2 separate regions of the Mus musculus genome follow, and region 2 is linked to region 1. The links are chromatin loops, found by intact Hi-C in ENCODE. Cell type or tissue: gastrocnemius. All regions are shown on one strand. Links, peaks and the distances in the headings refer to the core of each region. The heading gives the core; the rest is flanking DNA.

The links. Peaks named below come from ENCODE experiments on the same cell type or tissue, not always from the same donor. Only the 100,000 strongest peaks of a DNase experiment are listed, where the experiment ranks them.
Region 2: it touches region 1 in a loop (1.9-fold over the local background); 6 of 42 quality-filtered maps call a loop at or near these places.

Annotation. Positions count from the first base shown.
Region 1 is chr19:36,830,762-36,836,458 of GRCm38, forward strand. Tnks2 (tankyrase, TRF1-interacting ankyrin-related ADP-ribose polymerase 2) reads left to right here and starts at 3,471. Exons shown (of 27, transcript NM_001163635.1): 1 at 3,471-3,975. The coding sequence starts at 3,777. In gastrocnemius, for the core only: no CTCF peak of the experiment used is centred there; DNase peaks (open chromatin) are centred at 2,314, 2,935 and 3,442; H3K4me3 peaks cover 3,184 bases; H3K27ac peaks cover 3,960 bases.
Region 2 is chr19:36,889,316-36,895,012 of GRCm38, forward strand. It overlaps Tnks2 (tankyrase, TRF1-interacting ankyrin-related ADP-ribose polymerase 2), which reads left to right. Exons shown (of 27, transcript NM_001163635.1): 26 at 577-733; 27 at 1,426-4,162. The coding sequence ends at 1,488. Among named protein-coding and RNA genes, the nearest start is that of Fgfbp3, 27 kb to the right of the region's middle. In gastrocnemius, for the core only: no CTCF peak of the experiment used is centred there; no DNase peak of the experiment used is centred there; H3K27ac peaks cover 2,275 bases.

The DNA.
Region 1 (5,697 bases), core at 399-5,398:
GAGTTTATTCAGGGCATGGGAGGGGAGTTGAGAAGGTAGTAGACACAGAGAAAGGGGGGATGTGAGGAGAGAGAGAGAGAGAAAGAGGAAGAAGAAGAGGAAGAGGAAGAAGAGGGAGGAGGAGGAAGAGGAAGAAGAAGAAGAAGAAGAAGAGGAAGAAGAAGAAGAAGAAGAAGAAGCAGCCAATCATGAGCACGTGGAAAGAGAGGGGAGAGGGGAATAGGGCGTGGGGTGGGGAAGGGGTGAGAGGACAGAGTGGGAGCAAGAAGGCAAGAGTAAGAGATGACTTATTAATAATTATAAAAAGCCTAGGTCTTTAGCTTGGGCTATCTCCCAGCTAGCTTATCTAGCTTAATTTTACTAAAGAAACAAGATGTGCATGTAGTGGAAAGATCGAGTGAGGTACAGTGAGGAGGTAGCCATCTATAAGCCAAGGAAAAGGGTTTTGAGGAAACCAAAACACCAACCAACATCTTGATCTAACTTTTTTTTTTCGTTTTTCTTTTTTCTTTTTTCCAATTTTCTATTAGGTATTTTCTTCATTTACATTTCAAATGCTATCCAAAAAGTCCCCCCATACACACCCCACCCCCCGCCCCCTGCTCTCCTACCCTCCCACTCTCACTTCTTGGCCCTGGGGCATATAAAGTTTGCAAGACCAAGGGGCCTCTCTTCCCAATGATGGCCAACTAGGCCATCTTCTGCTACATAGCAGCTAGAGACACGAGCTACTGGTTAGTTCATATTGTTCTTTTTTTTTTTTTTTTGGTTTTTCGAGACAGGGTTTCTCTGTGTAGCACTGGCTGTCCTAGAACTCACTTTGTGGACCAGGCTGGCCTCGAGCTCAGAAATCCACCTGCCTCTGCCTCCCGAGTGCTGGGATTAAAGGCGTGCACCCCACCACGCCCCACTTTTTTTTTTTTAAAGGAATTTAAAACATCTATTTTGTGGTGTTTTGCTAAGGCAGCTCTCTGCAGGAATACAAGTGAACCCGTTTTGTCTTTGTAAGCTGGCTTCTCTTACTTAACATTATGCCCTCAGTAATCACCTATGTTGGGGCACAAGATAAGATTCCTTCTTTCCTGAAGCCTGAATGTTCTTCCTTGATATGCATTCATCACATTTCATAGTCATCCATTCATGGAACAATTGGATTGTTTATAACTCTTTGCTTTTGTGAGGATTGTATTATGAACACGATTGCAGAACGATTTGAGATCCTGGTTTCAAACTATTTGACTATATCTACCCAGAAGTAGAGAAGATGGTAGCTTTATGTTGAAATTTTTAATTAATTAATTTTTAATTAATTTTATGTTGGGTGTTTTGTCTGCACCATGTTTGTGCCTGCTGAGGGCCACAGATACCAGGATTGGTGCTATATGATTGTGCACCACCTTGTAGCTGCTGGGAATTGAACTCAGGTCCTAAGTAAAACAGTGCCCTGAACCACTAGACCATCTCTCCAGTCCCAATGTTTAGTTTTGTAAGGAACTACCAAGTGTTTCCTGTAATAATACACATTTTATGATCACATTAAGAGTGCCAAAACGATTCTAATTTGTCCATCTCACCAACATTTGTTGTTTGCTGTTTGTTTGCTTTTAGAACAGCCATCCTAATATGGTTTCTTTGTTAACTTCATTTCTCTAGTAATCAAGTGTTTTAAAAACAAGTTAGGCTGGGCTGTGGTGTTGTACGCCTTTAATCCCAGCACTTGGGAGGCAGAGGCAGACAGATTTCTGAGTTCAAGGCCAGCCTGGTCTACAGAGTGAGTTCCAGGACAGCCAGGGCTACACAGAGAAACCCTGTCTCGAAAAAGAAAAAAAGAAAAAAACAAAAACAGTTAGGGTTGAGGAGATAGATCAGTGAGTAAGTGATGCTGTATGATGTTGTTTAGATACACATATTGGGAGGAAATACATAAGCAGAAATCACTAAATAAAAAATTATAAAAATTGGGAATATATTTGGCAAGTCGATGAAATGAAGAAAAATGAGACAATCATAGTAGTAAGGTTCTAATCCTTAGGTATATTCATGAATAGTTATTTAGTAATAGGGATCAATTTAAATTTACACTAAGTAGTCTAAGAACATAATGGAATAAACATATAAGAAGGTACATTTACTAAAATGCTCAAGAAGTGTCCCTGCTTTTCTCCCACAGAAGTGAGTCAACGCTCCCTAACAAAAACTGGATTTCCTGAAAAACAGGTTAAGTAATTCACAGGGGAAATGCTTGTCAGCGTGCCAAAAGTCAGCACTTTCTTGCAAGCAAAATCTCTGTATTCCTTTCTTTCGGGTTCCTGAAACAAGATGTCACTACTACCTTAAACACAGCTAACATTCTTTCCAGGCTCCGCCCAACAGTTACCTGGCAACAGCCAGGTAGGCCTGGCTGTTTGTCCCCCTTCTCTCTCAGACTCTTCTCCTAACCCCTTTCTCCCTCTCTCCCATCCCCCCTCCCCCGTCTCTCTCCACGTGTTCCTGGCCGGCCTCTCTTCTTTTTCTCTCTTCCTCTGTCCTTCTCTGCCTCTACTCTCTTCTCTACTCCCCTTCCCATGCCCTAAATAAACTCGATTCTACACTACACCCGTATGGCTGGTACCTCAGGGGTAAGAAAGGGATGTTTCAGCATGGGCCTGCCCAGGAATCCTTCCCACCTTACCAGACCTGGCTCTACAAAACACATCCTTGTTGTTGTTGTTTTTTTTTTTTTAATAAAACACAATAAACACGAAAATGAATTGTGCACTTGTATTCTTTGATCAGAGAGAGAGAGAGAGAAACTTCGGAAAACTTTGATGTGTATGCTTTGTATCAGCACCTCGACCACATCCGGTGCAATGCTGATTTATGTATAGATCCTCGTCAGCGCTGAGCTAATAATTTACTATGGGAAGCGGAGCTAATCACAGCCACCCCACCCCCCAATTGTTGCTTTAGAATTGAGATGAACTTTCTTCGCTTTCTTGATTTATCTGGGGGCCGCTCATCCAAACTTCTCAGTAAGCGTAACGGATTCATTTCTGAGAAAACGCTTATAAGAAAAACAAAAGCAGATGCGGAGAGTTAAGGGAAGAGACACTGTAAAGAAGGCAGGAGGGGGAAGGGGTGAGAAATCTCCCAGGGGGAAGGTACGGAAGCAACACTGCAGAGATTTTCACGCTAAAACTTGCACAAGAAAATGCATAATCAGAACAAAACTTCCCAAGATTCGTCTTCGGTGTCTGAGCAATGAAACTCGTCTCGAGAAGTGTAGGCTTTAATAAAAGAAAAGGCAGCAAGACCTCTCGTTTTTAGCAGAGGCTCTGTAAAGATGGCGGTGGGCCGAAGCCCCTTCTCTTTCCGCAGCCAAAGGCTCTCCCTGCACATTTCCCACAAACCCCTCCGCGCGGCCCCGCTTGCCCAAACTGGCCCGGCCGGAGAGCAGCCACTGCGCACGCGCGAGCCGACGTCACGCGCGCTCCCAGGACCCGACCGAGCTGGCAGGAGTGGTCTCGGCCGCTTCCGCCGTCGCGTCGCTTCGGGGCTCGGCGAGCGGGTTCGCGCTGCCTCCACCGCGGTGGGGCAGCCGGGGCTCACGGAGCCGAGCCGGGGGCGCGCGGCGACGCGGCCATGGGACCGTGCCGACTCTGGTGACAGCGGGGAGCGGAGCGGCCCGGGCCCTGAGCGCGTCTCCTGCGGGGGGCCTCGCCCTCCTGCTCGCGGGGCCCGGGCTCCTGCTGCCTTTGCTGGCGCTGCTGCTGGCGGCGGCGGCGGCGGCCCGGATCATGTCTGGCCGCCGCTGCGCCGGCGGGGGCGCGGCCTGCGCGAGCGCCGGGGCCGAGGCCGTGGAGCCGTCCGCCCGCGAGCTGTTCGAGGCTTGCCGCAACGGGGACGTGGAGCGAGTCAAGAGGCTGGTGACGCCCGAGAAGGTGAACAGCCGCGACACGGCGGGCAGGAAGTCCACCCCGCTCCACTTCGCCGCAGGTAAACGCGGGCCCCGCGGCGCCTCCCGCACGCCCCACCTGCAGGCTCGGGCTTGCAGGCCGCAAGCCGCGCGGCGCTGCCCTGTCTCCGACCTTTCCCCAGGACTCTCACCCTGGCCGCCCGCCCTCCTCTCTCGGGGCTCGTGATGAGGGTGGGGTGAGCGTGCTCTCGGGAAGTTGTTTTTGAGGTTATGGGGTTTTTTGTTTGTTTGTTTGTTTGTTTGTGTGCTGGGAGGGGGGAAGCTTTGTTTTGTTTTACTGTATCAACAATACCTGCCCCGACTTCCGGTCTTATTACCCCGGAGGGCCTCTGCACACAAGAAAGGCTTAGTAGACCTTGTGATTTGAAAGAGTAATTATCTCCAAAAAATGGACCCATGTTTGCAAGTTTCATCGACACTCTTAGTAACCCCTTAAGTTCTAGCGGCCGTCATAAACTGAAATTTTAATTTAGGAGTTATTTTATTAGCTATTGGCTCATTAGAGTTAATTGGATTAGGTTTCTGGAGAGACTAAAACCGGAAATGGGCATGTTTGGGAGACCTGAGATCTACTTAGGTTGTGTGTGGGTGGCCTCTGCCTTACTCCCGCACAAGTCGGGATGGAAAGTGAGCTGAGAGACAAGATAGGACACGCACTTGAGCTTGGATCTAGGATTTTGAGTCATCCTGAGATTTATTGTAGATAGTTTGGAGTTACTTTTAACTACTGGGTTCTCTTTGTGGTACCAGCGTGTTGAAGTTTGCTTGTTGAGGTATTTATTTGAAAAGGCCAGGGATGGGAACCAACTTAATGATTATTCATGTTAAGGACAGTTTGTAACTTTTTAACCTCATAATCAAATAAGATCCTCTTAGCCTGGTAACATTTGATACAGTGTGCATCAGAATTGTTTAGCAGTTCTTTATATTTAAAAAAAAATTTTAGTTTCTTGTGTTCCTTAGGGGCAAAAATGGTAGACAAAAGAGTATAAAAAAAGATTTATTGTTTGTTTGTTTACAGGCATTGATTTTACAGTTCTTCCAATTGTAGGTCTGTTTGCTTTGACCTGTCCCTATTTTAAAATGTATGTACTGTCAGAAATCATGCCTCCTTAATTGATTGCCGGTTTGGGAGCAAGGGAAAAGTTTGGGAAAACCACAATTGGGCAGAAGAGAAATTTGCCTGTGGGCACTGAGAAGTGAGAGCATGAAGCCAAATCTCTGTTAGCAGTGTTGCCTTGCTTCAGCTAGTTTGAATTGTCTTGCTTGACCATTTAGCCAACCTATTTGGCAAATGGTCACAACCAAGTGCTAGATAATCCAAAGGGGTAATGTTACTTAGATTATGTACGCTTGATAAAAATAGCCAAGGTCGATCTTAGTTGCCACCTTTCAAGAATTTAATGTATTAGTGAGTTCATGTCTGAAAATAGTAGTATTTTGAGGTGCGGGTTGGGGACTTATGGTGTGACCTTGTTGCTCCCACACCATCCCACCCTCAGCTCTGCTCCAGTATGCCCCTCCCCCACCCACACGGATGGAATATAAGACCTTGCACATGCCAGACAAGTGTTCTGGCCTCTGAATGAGGTAGATTAGACCCTACCCCTGCCTCAACATATTAAGGAATATTTTACATGTATTTTATATTGTTTCTCCAGATTGAAATGGGAATTTAAATATTATAGAGAGCAATTCACCACTCAAAATTCACCTATATTGCCAGTTGTAGGTTGTAAAAT
Region 2 (5,697 bases), core at 357-5,356, 59 kb after region 1:
GTGCTGTGCTGTGCTGTGCTGACAGAAGAGGTGGGATGTGTAAGAGTTAAAGGGCCCGGCCAACTTGTGTTATTCTTACTACCATTATTTTCCCACTAAGCTTAGGCTTTCTGTATTATGTTAGGAATTCCCTTCTGGGTAGGAATTACTATCATTTCTATTTTGAGCCACAAATCTATACTATTTAGGAGGCTACAATGTTTCAAATTCTGTAAATTGAATACTTAAATTTTACTTGCCTTCTGTGGTTGAGATTATTAGTAATAAGCAGTGTTCTCAGCTGGGCGTGGTGGTGCACGCCTGTAATCCCAGCACTCAGGAGGCAGAGGCAGGTGGATTTCTGAGTTCGAGGCCAGCCTGGTCTAAAAAGTGAGTTTCAGGACAGCAGGGCTATACAGAGCAACCCTGTCTCAAAAAACCAAAAAACAAACAAACAAGCAGTGTTCTCATACTTCCCCTGAGCTGTTATTGGAATACAGTACTAGAAATATGTTGTCTAGAAATATGTTATTAACATAGAGCTTTGCTGTTCTGGGTTTCTGTGTCCAGGGTAAAATTTTCCTTTTTATGTTTTAGGCAGCTGCTGTTTTGTCGAGTAACCTTGGGAAAGTCTTTCTTGCAGTTCAGCGCAATGAAAATGGCACATTCTCCTCCCGGCCATCACTCGGTCACTGGCCGGCCCAGTGTAAATGGCCTAGCATTAGCTGAATATGTTATTTACAGAGGAGAACAGGTAATTCACTTACATTTGTTTGTCTTTGACAGTGCATGGCTCTTACATGAACAGGACATGTTACCTTAACTGAATTTGGGTGGGTGGGGGGGTTGGGGGTAACTTCAGGTTTGAAAGTTAACAAAATGTTTGTCATAAGATTCTCAAAACCGGGCTGGAGCGCTGGGTGCTCTTCTAGATTACTCATGCAACTCATGGCTGTCTAACTTCAGTTCCAGGGGATCCAACACCCTCATACAGACTTACATGTAGGGAAAACACCAGTACACATAAAACTAAATAAATCATTTTTTAAAATATTTTCAAAATCAGAAAAGAACCATTGATATATCTAACCTATTCAGTTTTCAGTCAAATCTGTATCTTTTTCTTTTCTTTTTTTTTTTTTTTTTCTGTAAAATATAGCAATGATGTGTAATTTTTCCTGCAATAATTGACAAAGACCTAATAAAAAGCCAGTGTAAATCAGCATTCTAAGTCAAAGTATGTGGCAGAATTCCCTCTGTTACTGATAACAGACAAAAACATGTATTTACATCTCACCCTAGACCTACCTGCTTCTGAGGGTTGGAAGAGAACTGGGAAGATAGGAGTCAGTCGGGGAACAGTGGTTGGGTTGTGTAGGACTCAAGGCCATCTTGACATACAATAAAACACACTTGCTAACATTTGAACTAATCTTTCTTTTCCAGGCTTATCCTGAATATCTAATTACTTACCAGATTGTAAGGCCTGAAGGTATGGTTGATGGCTGAAACCAGTTCCCCCAGACGAAATGTCCTGAAGCAGCTGACGGCCTCTTAAGTTTCACTCCTTGGCAGGAAAACAATTCATGCTGACTACAGGCCTGTGGCACAAATGATAAAATGTGAACGAAGCCCAGCGTTGTGACTTGATGAAGCTTTAACAGTGTACAGTGTTTCTGAGTGTTTCCTGTTCTCAGCACTTTAACAGATGCCATTCCAGGTTCAACTGGGTTTGTCTGTCCTAAATTATAAACAGTTAACTTGAATCTTTTATACGTCGTGCATTGGTTCTAACAAAAATGGTAATCCCTCAACAGAACTCATTTTACTAATCAGTACTGTGTTCTTTAAAACACAGCATTTACACTGAATACAATTTCATTTGTAAAATGTAAATAAGAGCTTTTGTACTAGCCCGATATTTATTTACATCGCTTTGTACTATAAACTGTTCTAGAGCTGCAGCGGTTCACAGAGTATTTTCATATGTGTTGCTCATCCGTGTTTCATCTGTCGTCGCCTGACTGATCGCTACGTTTGATTCCAGAGGCTGCTCGGTTGCTAATAGAGAGTTAGTGGGGAAACATTGACTTAACAAATTTAATTTACTGATGGAAGCATTTCTCTATTAATAGAAATCTTTCTAATTTAAGAATTTTATGAATACTCTTGGAATTTAATTGGTGATGCCTTTGTGTCTAGAAGGCACACATCCCAGAGAGCTCTGGTGTGACGTGATGGGGACTTGTGGCTAGAGAAGATCTTCAATGGCCTTAAGCTCTGGGTCTTGCTCTAGAGAGGTCTCTGATGTCCTCGACCTCAGAGCAGAACTCTCTTCAAGTTTTGAAGATGCTAAGCCCCAGCTTCTGAACTCTTAGTGCTCTGATCGTGAACTGTAAGTGGACACGGGGAAGGCAATGGTGGATAATTTCCCAATCAGGTCTAATTACCTTAAATCTAAAACGGAGGAATAACAAGTGGAAATGGATAGGTTTTTTAAATTTAAGTTTTTCTTGATCTTATGGATATATTATAGCCAGTGTATTTATCATGAGTAAATACAACCTAAAACCATAGGTGTGAGTGTCTGTGTCTGTGGCAGCCTCTGGAATGGGCAAGCCTAGTGCTTCCTACTTCTGTCAAGGCATTCTGCCCAGTTGGAAAAACACTGTCACAGGCTCAAGTTCAGTATGGCAGCTGTGGAAGAAATTACTTTCCATGAAAGGCTATTTTTACTATTCTCTAATGTAAGCCTTACACTTAGCATCTTGCATTGCACAGAGACCTGCCGTACTGCATGGCGGTACACTCAGAAATCAAGGAGAGATTTTTATCCACCTAAGTTTTTGTAAATGAGGATGTCCTCTTCACTCTCTGTACACTTTCTCTTTGTTTTACATTTTATTTGGTCTCTTAATTACCTACCTGGTCCTTTATAGAATCTTGTACATAGAGTTGCTTGAAAGTTAAGTTTCCCATCCTGTGAGTTAAGAGAAATGTATGTCTGGAGTTGTTCCTAAGATGTGAATTGTGGTCAAGGGTTAAGAGGTCAAATCCTGACCTAGAAATGCTTTTATACAGCTCTCTGCTAACTACAAATATCCTAAAATCATTTCTTGAACATAAAAGGAGTATGCCAAATTTTATATAAATTTTTCAGGTTCTGTAAGCTTCTGGGTTTTATAGTTAAAAGATAATGAAGTTAATTAGTGGGGTTTATATTTACGTACTTTTCAAAGTTTGGCCTATGTTACTCTGTGTGGATCTGGAATTGTTTTTCATGTAGAATCATGGTCTGGTTATGACCCGTGTTACCTCCTAACCCATTGCTTATGTGTGTTCCCATTGTGGTCAATACGCTGGCATGGCAATGTTTATTGGGAGCTGGGAGTTTGGGGGTGTGGTTTAGTGCTTTGCATGAAATACCTTTATAATAATGGAATTGCTTTTTCTTTTGCCTTGTGATTTTTTTTTGAGGTGAAATTTAATTTGTGTATGTGTGTGTGTGTAGTGTTCTGCCCATCTGAGTGTCTACTTGTATCACATTCCATGCCTCACTTAATTCTTAATAAACTGTTTACTTGTTTTCTGGGTAGCATGGTAATTCATTGAAATTACAGTAAATCGTAATTGCAAGAGAACAGTGTAGTTTTGAGTCTAATCGTGACAGGGTGCAGCATAAATGTAAGATGTAGAATGTGGTGGCCATACTTGCTCAGATGCTTCATGATGAAGGTAAGATGTGTTTGGCGTCCACACCATCCAGTATGACTTTGGTAGTCCTTAAAATTCATTCACGAAAATCAGTCTGCTTAACTTACAAAGAGAAATATATTTTTGTTTTCTATGTCATAAAAACATTCTTGATAAGTTTCCAAATCCCAGTTAGTCATATTTTTTCTCTAAAAGGAAAAAAAAGTAGTGTATTTTATATTTCCATATGCTAATGACATGTCTGTAATTAGTCTTCAGTGTTCCATAAGAAGAGAGTGATGGTACAAGTATCCCTAAGTATCACTTTGAAGTCTACATAAACTGCTTTATCTTCCTGCTTCTTTTAAGATGATACTGAAGTGTTTGCTTGCTGTTTGCTGAGCGTGCATGCCCACGTATGATGTGATCCAGTTGTTTGAAGATTGAGGCAAGAAAACATGCAAATAAACTTCCCAAAGCTATTAACTAATAGTTCTCTTGATTGTGCCTTTACCTCTGTCTTAGAGTTTCATTGCTGTGATGAAGCAATATGATGGTAGCAACTCTTATAAAGGAACACATTTAATTGGGTCTGGCTTAATGGTTTCAGAGGTTTAGCCCATCATCATCATGAGAAGCATGCAGGCCAGCTTGCTGCAGGAGCTAAGAGTTCTTGGCAGGCAGGCAGCAAGGAGAGACTGTCCCACTGGGATGGCTTGAGCATATATGAGACATCAAAGCCTGCCTCCACGGTGACATACTTCCTCCAACGACAAACTACTTCAGCAAGGCTACACCTGCTAATAGTGCCGTTCCCTGTGGGCTAAGCACTCAAACACAGGAGTCTGTGGGGTCCATTCCTTTTCAACCACCACGCTTCCTGACCTGCCCAGACAGCAGTGGTTCCCCTCACAAGAACTGTTAGGAAGGACGAGAGGACTGCCCTTCACTATCTCCCAGTCCCTGTACACACCCTGTGTTTCCTGGCTCATGTGGGTTGTGGCCTGAAGTAGTTACCATCTTGGATGACTTCTATGTGTCCTCTCCATTTAGTCACTTATAGTTGCCATTCCCATAACACAGATATGCAGGGAGCCCTCAGAAAGGGGTACCAGCATATCCCAGAGCAGTCTACACAAAAGTAAGGTCTGCTAATGGGCTTGAAATTTCTTTTATAAAATTACTGATTTGCAACAGACTAGAAATTGTAATTTGAGTCAGGTGTGGTGCACACCTTTAATCTAAGCACCCAGGAGGCAGAGGCATGTGGACCTCTTGAGTTCAAGGACAGCCTGGCCTTGTCTACAAAACAAGTTCTAGGGAAGACACAGAGAAACCAAGTCTTGAAAATCAGAAAGTACTTTAAGTCTAAGAACCAGCGTCTGAATGAGGGGAACCTGACTCGGTTTGCTGTCTTTCACGTATACATGCAGACGAGCACCCGTCCCTGTCACATATTTACTGGGTTACATGTTTTGGGTTTTTAACCCAGGCTGCTCTCAAATTCAGTTATACCTCAGCCTCCTTGATGCTAAGATTACCTATGCCTAGCAAGTGTTATGTGGGCATACACACAGGCAATGCACCCATATGCATAAAGAAACCAAAGCTCTGAGAAACTAAAAGGCAGCTCAACCCTTCATTTCCCTCAGAACAGAAGGAACACAAGGTAGGAAGATTATGGCACCTAATTTTACCAGTGGTGACTGTCATTCCTAGCCTCAAGAAGAATTCGGGGTTAACAGGGATTGATAGCACTTGGCATGTACTATTGCCAGGGATTTATGTGGGTGGGGCATGGCTGCTGCTGGGAACTGATCTACTTTGAGAATCAGAAAAATAAGGGAGACAGTCCTGTCTCATACAAGCTCTGAACATGCAGTGGTGTGTTATTTCATTACACATTACTTAGCCCCGTGAGCTTTGCAAATAGATGCTGGGGATTTGAACTCAAGTTCTCCTGTTTGTGCAGCAAGCACCACTAAGCCATCTTCCCAGCCCTTCATTCCTTCTAAAGTCTCAACA